Linked DNA regions of Homo sapiens: region 1 is linked to region 2. Evidence: chromatin loops called from intact Hi-C (ENCODE). Cell type or tissue: tibial artery. All regions are shown on one strand. Each heading gives the region's core, and the rest is flanking DNA. Links, peaks and the distances in the headings are about the cores only. Region 1 has its middle 77 kb from the start of GPR63. Region 2 has its middle 63 kb from the start of FHL5.

The links. A loop is a pair of places that touch in the nucleus more often than their neighbours do. Peaks named below come from ENCODE experiments on the same cell type or tissue, not always from the same donor. Only the 100,000 strongest peaks of a DNase experiment are listed, where the experiment ranks them.
Region 1: a loop joins it to region 2, with 4 times the contacts of the local background. A loop is called at or near these places in 14 of 110 quality-filtered maps.

The regions. Positions count from the first base shown.
Region 1 is chr6:96,757,740-96,763,128 of GRCh38, reverse strand. No RefSeq gene overlaps it. Among named protein-coding and RNA genes, the nearest start is that of GPR63, 77 kb to the left of the region's middle. RefSeq lists an enhancer at 311-885. In tibial artery, for the core only: a CTCF peak has its summit at 2,801; no DNase peak of the experiment used is centred there.
Region 2 is chr6:96,623,718-96,629,106 of GRCh38, reverse strand. No RefSeq gene overlaps it. Among named protein-coding and RNA genes, the nearest start is that of FHL5, 63 kb to the right of the region's middle. In tibial artery, for the core only: a CTCF peak has its summit at 2,181 (motif pointing left); no DNase peak of the experiment used is centred there; H3K27ac peaks cover 3,643 bases.

The DNA.
Region 1 (5,389 bases), core at 233-5,232, 130 kb before region 2:
GTTTTTATTCTATGATTCATTTGTTTGGGAGGAAACGAGATGACCATATTCTTGAAGAGGCCAAAAAGAGGATGTAAATGATGGCAGCAGTGGGCCGTCTGGAGTGGCTGTTGTCATCACGCTGGCTGCAGTGGGAAGGCATAGCTGAGGCTGCCTGCAAACTCCATGGAGTGGGTGGGAGCCTCACTTTCCCAGGCACAGGACCCAGGCGTCTCTGCAGTCTGCACCCTTGGGGTCCCAGGAAGACCCCCCTTGACCCTGAAGGCTTGGCGTGTCTGGTCCCACTGCTTGGCCTCTCCCTGCTCCCGGTGCCCACTCTGATCTTAGAGCAGACTAGGGGCCGAGCCTGGGCACCGTTAAAGCCTGGCTGGGTGTGTGCACACTCAGGGCAGTGCTGACATACCAGTCCCCTGCTGCCTCAGTCTTCTCTGGACTTTGCATGCTGACGAGCACAGGGTATGGGGGAAGCTGAGGGAGGACTGAGGGTAGCTGGATGCAAAGGAGGGCCTGAAGGCTGGGGGCTGGGCTGCCAGTCCTGTGGACCAGAGTGGTGCCTTTTCTGGGCCCACCCGTGGTTGCCCATGGATCAATCAGCATGCACTTCTCCCCCTCTGAGGCCCATAAAAGCCCTGGCCTCACCCAGAGCAGGGCAGACAACCAGATGACAAGCTGCAGAGAGGAGCTACCCTTTCTCCTGGGAGCTGAACACTTGTTAGGACGACCTGCCTGCAAAGAGGAGCTACCCTTTCTGCTAGAAGCTTCGTCTTGCTCACCCTTCACTTGCCTGTGTACCTCATTCTTCCTGCGTGCAGGACAAGAACTTGGGAACTGCCAAATGGTGAGGCTAAAAGAGCTATCACACAAACAGTGCTGCAACATGCCCCTTGCTCACCACGTTGTGGGCGAAAAGAAGGAGAGAAGAGCTGCAGCCCTTTGGGGAGCCCAGACCTGGGAGCTCCTGGAGCCAGGGCTGTGACTCCCTCTTTGGGGCCCTGCAGTTCCTGGCATCTCCAAGCTTTCAGGTGCCACCGCATTCCCCAGTGCCAGCTGGGGAAGCTGCTTGTGGTGCACCTGGTCCAGCCACAGCCTTTCAGAGAGCCGGCACCCATGCCGGGACCTGGAGCTGACTGCCCTGCGGCAGCAGCCGGCATATCTGACGGCGCAGCGGCCAGACCTCACACTCCCTCATCCACCCCTTGCCGCTCCATGCCTGACTCAAAGACTTCCTTGGAGGCATGGGATCCAGGCTGGTAGCATGAGCCGAGTGCAGCCTGCTAGGCCGAGTGGGCAGAACGAGCCCAGCAGGCATGAGCAAAACTTGGGCAAAGGCACCACGAGCCACAGGATTCTGGCCAGAAAAGCGACACTCCAAAGATCCTGTAACATAAACACTAATGTGGATGATTTGGTTATTGATTTACCTAGGGACAGAGAATGGGCCACAAATGTAAACATTTCTAGTGAAAATGCATTATTAAGAAGTGTGCTGTACATTTATATATTCTGCAGATACGGTGTAGTTTGAGGAAGTCAAAGGAGACTCCCTTTTAGAGTGTGGGCTTTTCACCTTATCACATGAAATTTTGTATGCAATGGTATATGGGTGAGAAAATCTATAAGCCTTTGGGTCTGGGGCAGATTGAAAATAAGCCAAAGGATTAGTTGGGGAGGGTGGAAATGAAATTTCTGAAGGAGGCATGCTTACTACCCTGCTCTCTGCAGGAATCGTAGAATTTCATTTGCAGCCATCTTCTCTCTCCACTAGAAGTACTCAGGACTCATGAGAAGAGAGATTATAGTAGAGAAGGGATCATGTTTCTAGTAGTGGGAAAATTCCAGGAGAGGAACTTTCTAGACCCTTCTTAAAAATGGTCTGGTGAGGGGGCAGGTTTTGACTATGAATGGGTATGAGGTAGCTGTTTCAGTGGATGAGCAGGGAATGTATTTACCCAGGTATGGACATTTGTCAAAACTCATTGTATAGTGCATTAATATTTGTGATTTTACTACGTAAAAATTTTGCCTAAAATAACTATAAATAATTATTAAGCTCTAGTTAATGATGTGCATGCTGCAGGTTTAGGGGTAAAGTGTACTGATCTCTGCAAATTTAATTTGAAATGCATTAAAAAATAATGACAGGCTGATGGAGGATAGATATATGATAAAGAGAGTTGGACAAAATGTTAATTGTAGAAGCCAGATGGTAAGTATGTGGGTGTCCATTGGAAAATTCTTTCAACTTTTCTGTATGTTTGAACATTTTAATAATAAAATACTGATGATGGTAGGGAGAAGGAACTAGAGAACAGAAACACTGATGTTTAGCTCTGAAGTTCAACAGCCTTAATCTTGGTGGAATACAGAACTACATAGAAAAAGAGTGACTCCCTGCTGCTCCTCTCTCTTGCCTAAAATAGGTTCCTTGAGCTAAGGACAGTGGATAGTTGGAGCAAAAAGCAAGACAGGTTGGCGCAGGTGAGTGCGCATTGGAAGGAGACCTGGGACCTCTTCACCTCTACCCACCCAGGCTGACTCTCCAGACAGCAGTAACATGGAAAGGAAGCCATTTTAGGTTGATGTAGCACTCTCTGCAAGTTTAGTAAGCTCCACCCTGACATTAAAAAGCACCTGAAAGTTGCCTAGCCTCCTGCCACATCCTGGGAAATGATGAAGGATGAAAGAAGACTAGAAGATGACAAAGTGCTTCGTGGTTGTGATAAAAAGTTTCAGCTGTGGATGGCAGCATAAGCCATGGGACTGGAAATGCATTAGAATCACAAATGTCCCAAGGATGTCAGTGGGACTGAAGGCAGCAACCAGAGAGCATGGCTCCTGCTGCCAGCTCAGGACCATTGCAGGCCAGACCCCTCTCCCACACCACGATGCCACAGAGCCTTCAGAGTAGACATGCCACCAAGGGTGAGAAGATGACTGATAAAACAGCCTCACCAAAATGTTAGCTCTTTGAGAACAGAGATGGTTTTACAAAGCTTTATGTGCCATAAAAACAACTTTCAATTCATTTTTGTTGAATTAGTTAAAAAAAATGGGCTTTTTAATGACCTGATCTATATTCACTGTCTTCATTTACTTATGGTACTGATTTCTCAACCCAATTCAGTCATGTTCTGGCCCCTTCATCTCACATCATCAGCTCCTGCTAAAGTCAGCTGTGATGTCTATGATAGCAAATCTAAGGGATGATTTAGCAGTTATCTTATTTGTTCTCACAGCAGCACTCAACATCACTGACTTTCCTTCTAAAAATATTTAAATTATGCAAAATTTCAAAATGAGAGAAGTTCAGAAAATATTATAATAAAAACTCACATACTAACTACACAGATTTAACATACATTAACATTTTGCCATATTTGCCTCAGGTTGTGAAATCTTTTTCTTAAGGAATGAAATGTTACAATTTTAACTGAAGCCTTCATCATTCCTACAGTTGATGTCTATCATTACCATGCAGAATTTTTAACTTTTATTAAATAAATGTATATAATATGGTCTATAGGATTAGTGTATCAAGCTCCATAACAATTTCTGGGAGAATTTTGATTGTTATTGTATTGAAGTTAGAGATCAATATGGGGGTGAATTTGCATCTTTCTAATACCAGTTCTTCCTGTTTGTGAACGTTGCATAGCTTCATTTATTTGTACAATTTCATAGCTCTCAATAAAGCCTTATAAATTTCTTTATAATGATCTTATATCCTTTTTCTTGGATTTACTAATAGATAAATTATAGATTTTATTTCTCTTGGTTATGGTATATTATAAAATTACATTTCTGATTGTCACTGATGTATAGAAAGATGAATTGAATTTTATATTGATTTTATACTTAGCACCCATTTTAGAACTTTCTTATTAGTTGTAACATTTTGTAGATTATCTTCAATTTCTATGTAGACAATCATATCTGAAAATAATGGTAGTTCTGTTTTTATCCTTTTTTTTTTTGGAATAGAGACAGGGTTCCTGGTAGATAGCACTACCCGGGCACACCACCACATCCATCTATTTTTTTTATTTTTTGTAGAGACAGAGTCTCCCTATGTTGCCCAAGCTGGTCTTGAACTCCTAGGCTCAAGCAATTCTCCTGCCTCAGCCTTCCAAACTGTTGAGATTACAGGCATAAGCCACTGCCCTCAGCCTGTTTTTTCCATTTAAATCTTTATACTTTTATTTTTATTTTCATACAACACCCTGTAGGAGCTTTGTAATGTTGAGTAGAAGCTGTGAAATCAGGCATCCTTGCTTTTTTTGTGACGTCAAAGCATGTGACTCTAACTTTTCTCCAGTATGAAAGATGGTATAGTTTAGCCCTTAACAGTGTGGGTGGTGGATCTAGACAGCCTGAATTTAAATCCTGGCTTGGCCACTTACTCCCTATGCAACAGTTGGATTAGTTACTGAATGTTTCTGTGCCTCAGTATACTCATATGCCAATGAGTATAATAAATTTATCTCAAAGGATTGTTATTGTCTGACACTTAGTAAATGCTCAATAATGTTTTATTAATATGATGATATTTGTTGTAGGTTTGTGGTAAATGTCTTTGTATTAGTCTGTTCTTGCAATACTATAAAGAAATACCTGAGACTGGATAATATATTTTAAAAAAGAGTTTTAATTGACTCATGGTTCCACAGGCTGTATAGGAAGCATGATGCTGGCATCTGCTCAGCTTCTGGGGAGAAACTTACAATCATGGGCAGAAGGCAGAGGGATAGCCAGCATTTCACATGGCTAGAGCAGGAGGCAGAGAAGAGGGAGGTGCTATACACTTTTAAACGACCAGATCTCCTAAGAACTCTACCAGGAGAACAGCACCAAGGGGATGGTCTAAAGTATTCATGAGACCACCCTCATGATCCAGTCACCTCCCACCAGGCCCCACCTCCAATACTGGGGATTACTGTTCAACATGAGATCTGGTGGGGACACAGATCCAAACCATATCAGGGTTTTATCAAGTTAAGAAAGTTATCTTCTATTCTTATTTTTCTAGGACATTTTAACGTGGCTGGATGTTGAATTTTACTAAATGCTTTTTCTGTACATAGAAATAATAATATATGGTGTTTCTTCTTTAAATTGTTAATGTGATTATTTACATTGCCTTTTAAAAAGTGAACCTTTATTATTGTTAAAGGAATAAAGGCACATTGTTTAAAAAGTAAAATTGTACTGCGAGGCTTATCCTCCCAAATCTATGTTCTTTGTGCCACTATTTCCATTCCAAATCCTGCTCACCAGTAGCAAGACTGGCAAACCTCAAACATTTGAGCTGTTTTTCTTCCCCCTCCTTCAGGCATTTACCTCCATGTTTCTTAATGATATGCCTCTAGGCATACTACTATGCCTAAATATT
Region 2 (5,389 bases), core at 68-5,067:
GTTATGATGAAAGTTTCTCCACAGGTTAAAAATTACCACTCAATCTACAGCCTTTGGGACATAGAGGAAACTTCTGTGGCTTGTTAAATCACTGTATTTCGGTATTTCACACAGTATATGCTACTGACATTTAATCAGAAGAAACAACTTTTTTCTAAAACTAAATTGTTAATAAGGAGATTACAACTATTTGACAAGAATAAAACATAGTCTAAAGTTTGGAAAAAGTGCTAGGGGAAAATGGAGTAAACTTTGATGTAGTCATGAGGCCCTTTATACTCTTGTTGATTAAAATTTGCCTGATAAATTACTTTCTGGAAATAAAATTTAATTCCTCCATGCCACTCACACTCCCCAGTGTCAGGGCATTCAATAATAAATGGGATCTGGATAAAATGCATTCTTCAAATGTAATTATTACTTTAAATATCATATAATGATTATCTCTTCTTTAAAAGACGCTTTTACTTTAAGACATGCATACCAAAATTTTATAGATTAAATAATATGTCTTGGATTTGCTTCAAAGTAATGCTTGTGTTAGTAGGAGGGAATATGTGGAAGTATAGCAAAAAGATTGAGTGGGAGATAATGTTTGAATCTGGGTGATGGCTACTTGCGTGTGTATTATACCACTCACTCTACTTTTGAATATGTTTGAAATTTTCCATCATAAAAAGCTCAAAAATAATATAATGGTCACCCTTAAAGCCAGTCAGTTCTCATCAACATTATTACTTTTCTCAAAGGCAAATCATTCAGAACTACAAAGCAACTGTACATTATACTCACTACTCACCTCTGACCCCCTAGGTCTTCATTGGGCAAGCAATGTTGGCAAAATGTTTTAACTTTCCAGGGAAAAGCTTCAGGGAATTCAGCTTGACAGGGTGAGTGTAGAAGAATTTATACTAAACTTTTATGTGTTTCTGCAGAATCCCTTCCTGCTGGATCAAGAGACCTATATGTTCATATGCCAGAAAAAAGGTGAGGCTCTAAAAAGAGAGGAGAGATTATGGACAGAACTTGGTTTTATTAGTCTCTATGAGCCCTGGAATCAAAATATATGTTAAAAGATGTTTATAAGATTTACTCAATTAGAATTCTCTTGAAAATTCTATTAAGTACTTTTCTAATACTCTTCTTTTTTGCAAAATACCAGAGTTTCTGAGTTCAAGTACAATTTCGCCCAGAAAAACAATAGTACACCCAAATGTACTGATTGTTTTAGAGTTGGTCTGTTACATCGCTGTTCACAGATATGTTATGCCAATTTTTCAACCAGCTCAGCAGCTGCAAGATTAAATAATAAGGTAGAGACCATTATGGTAAGTGCAGGTATAATTTTAGTTATAGATAGAGAGATGGATATTGTTTATAAGTTGATCCACTGTTTATGGGAATTTTGGCATAGTGTTATATATTCAGGCTTGACTGGGTCAAATCTGTCTTGACTTTCTCTCTTACAGCATAGCCTTGGGCAAGTTATGAAACCTTTCTGTGTCTAGTTTTTCCCTAAGGTCTTTCACTGTGTGTAAATTAACTGAATTTATGTTCATAAAGGATCCAGAACAGAATTAGTTCTTGTGCTTGTGCTTATGAAGCTTATAGTAATAAATATGCTATTAGACTTCAATCCTAGAATGTTAGACCTGGAAGAAAATACTATAATTGCTTAGTCTATTTCTCTTATTTTATAGTTAAAAAGCTTGAAAAAACTGCCAATGTCCAGGTTCCACCACCAGAGAATTGGGCCTGGGGTAGGGCCCCCAGGCAAATCTAATATGCTAAGAGGGATGAAAACCATGACTTACAAGTTACAGGAAACTGTCCTACTGGAGGCTTTTCAGCTTAACTCTAATATCTGGCATCTGGATAGATCATTCTATGTGGGCTCTCAGCCCTTCTCCCAACATGTCTGTGCATCTGTTCCTTCTGTGTTAGAGCAGAGTAACACAAACATATAATTAGTATGCTCATACCTAATATTTATAACTCTGAAACCTCTGATTTTTCTTTCCCAGCTTAAAAATACTGATGTGTTTTAAAATGCCACTTGTGAAAAGGCTAGCATTGCAGGGGTAGAGGTGAAAGCAATTTGCATAACTTCTGGAGCTTAGAAAGGAGCCTGGACTAATACAGTAATAGTGCTTTGGACAGTAACAATTTTCTGCCATCTAGTGGATAATTCAAAGAATAAACCATACGTTTACTTTTTTTTTTAAAAAATCGCATTTTCATGAAACTATGACTTCTAAGTATCCTGCCACTTTTTTTTTGTTAGTAAAACAACTACTTTTCCACAAACAGTTCCTCAAATTTATTCTTTCATTGGTTTTATTGATTGATTCTTTTAATGTGAATAAAATTATGCCTCCTTTTAAAATGTTGCTAGAATGATGGGGCACAGTGGCTCAAACATGTAATTCCAGCACTTTGGGAGGCCAAGGCAGATGGGTTGCTTGAGCCCAGGAGTTGGAGACAAGTGTGGTCAACATGGTGAAACCCCATCTCTACAAAAAATACAAAAATTAGCCAGCCATGGTGGCGCACACCTGTGGTCTGGGCTACTCGGGAGGCTGAGGTAGGAGGATCGCTTGAACCCGGTTGGCAGAGGTTGCAGCGAGCTGAGATAGCGCCACTTCACTCCAGCCTGGGTGACAGAGCCAGACCATCTCAAAAAAAAGAAGTTGCTAAAAAATGTGGACACACAAAATATAAATCCAGCATGCTCCATTTCTAAATGTTTGCCTACTTAGAGGCCTGTAATAAGGATCAATTGTGCTTATATTTGGCTCTTTCTAAAGTTTCTCCTTTCTAATTTTGGAGGTCGTAGTGTCCAAGGTTAAGAGCATGGTTTGGCCCTAAAGCCAAACCTCTTACTTAAAACTCTGGCCTTCTTGTAATAACTGTGGGATCTTGGAGAACTTAACTTCTTTGTGCTCCAGTTTTCCTATCTGGTAATGATAGTATATACTGCATAAGGCTACTGGAGGAATGAAATTCATGCAGTCCTTGGTGTTCAGTGTTATTAATGCTTTTATCATTATTGTTTACATGTGTATCAATGTTTACCAGTTTTGAGGAAGAAATTCAGAAGTGACTTGTCCTGTGACTCAATTCAATTTTAAAACTCAACATTTATTTAAGCTTATTTTATACCCAACATTATGGGAAATACAATGCTGAATGAGACATTGCCCTATTTTGAATCAATAGTTTCAGATGACTATAGGATAATTAACTATATAACTCAAAGCAAATATAATGAGTATGATATGAGAATTGTCATAAATACATAGGAGGGGGTGAATATTTCCAGCTGGAAAGGTTGACTTGTGAGTGATAAATGGCTAAATTTTAATTTGGAATTAATTGCATAAATGGCGATGATAGGGAGGACTACCCAGGTAGGAGACTATTTTGAGCAAAAGAACCAAGTTGAAGAAAATCCAGTATTTATTTATTTTGGGAGCAATGAGTAATAAGATATGGCTAAAGCAGAATGTTTCTTCATTCTTTCACCCAACACTTATTTCAGCACCTTCTCTGTACTAGGTTTTGTTCTAGGCAATGCATATTTGATGGTGAATAGAATAGACAAAGACTCCATCCTCAGAGGTACCTATTCTAGTGGGGAAAAATGCTGATAGAGTAGCCTACGAAGAGCCATGAGGCCAGATTTTGGAGGTGAACTAATGGAGAGCCAGTAAAGGCTGCTGAGCAAGATGAAGCCATAATCAGATGCTAATTAAGAAATATTGATCTGGTGGAGGAAAGGTGTAGGATAGATGAAAGGATGAGGCCATGGAGATACAAAAACATGTTTTAACAGGAGATAATTTAAAGCATCTAGATGAGAGGTAATGAAGCTTGAACCATGGCAGTGAAAAGGAGAAAACAGTCTTAAGAGACATTCAACAAGTGAAACAAGACCTGCGACCAGCAGGAAGTGGGTATGTGGGAAAGGGGAAATGGTAACACTAGGCTTTCTGCAGAGAGTGGTGGCACCATGTATTTGTATTAATAGCATCACTGATATCATAGACTCTGGAATCAGATCCATACGTATTGTAATAACTCGAGCCAATTATTGTCCCTCTTTTAACCTCAAATTCCTCATCAGTACAATGAGAATAATTTAAAGTACCAGTTTATTAGATTATTGTAGAAAATGAAGGCAAGCGCATTTCATATTCCTAGGGACATGGAGAGTGCTGGAGGTTCTTACTGGGGGAGGTAAAGAAAGCTAAGACAACATCACCTACACCTGCCTGCATTTGCTTCAGATGTATTTGAAAGGGAGATTGTTGTCACTTTAAGGTAACAATTATTCACAAAGAAGATAACTAGCTGAAGATTTTCAACAATTATTGTACATTATGATTACAAACTAAAGGTCTTTAATATTTCTTTTGAGAATCAAAGCAGTTGTGGGTTTTGATATTACTCTCCTCATAAACTGACAAAAGCCTCATACTGGCAGCTAGAAACATACTTCTTATGAGAGATAATAGAAGATTTTATGAAAAACCTAAGAATGAGAATTAAAGTTTCAATACCCAGAGAGTTTTTATTTCTCCCAGTTTTAATATCTGTCTCTGAACATTTTCTAGCTGTGGACTTGTATTTCTGTTCTTAGAAGCTACATATTGAGTTTAATACTGGGGCATCAGGCAAGAAAAGTGTGGGTGCTAGTTAAGGACCAGGTAAATGGATAAAGAAATGCCTAGATGTTTATTTTCTAGAATTCCATCCGAAGTAATTATGTTAATATCCTAAACTTATATCCACTAGGAATTAGTGCACATTAAGAGAAGGAGAACACTGGAACAGGAAAGGTGAAAGTGTCAAAAAAAAAATAGGAAGCTTAATAAGGAAGAACAAGAGAAATGCTGTACCATGGGAGGATTGAGGCAGCCCATAAATGCTGTTCTGGTATGATAAAATAATTTAATATGTCCAAAGCTACACATACTCAGCGTAGGTTAAAGTAAAATTGGCTGCATTTTTGAGGAACACAGAGAATGCATTTTGAGATTTAATCAAAGTAAGTACAATTGCATTTCTAGCTGTCTGTACACACATGATACAAAACTTGGACAGATTGACTCCAAATTTGGCAGGCATATTTAGGATGGTCTGGCTTAACAAAAAGCTATGCAATGCCTAAAACATCTACTTTGAGGGCCCTAGAGGAAACTTCAAATATAGGCAGTTATTCTCCAAAGCACCTGAAAATTAAGTGTCTCCAGACACCCTGTGAGTGCTGGTTGAGAAAGGCATATTCTATAGATTAATAGTATATGGACAGAGGAAACAGTGGTATCAAAATCAAAACTTCAATGAAGATACTTGAAACTAGAGGCATTAATTTGCCATCTAGCTG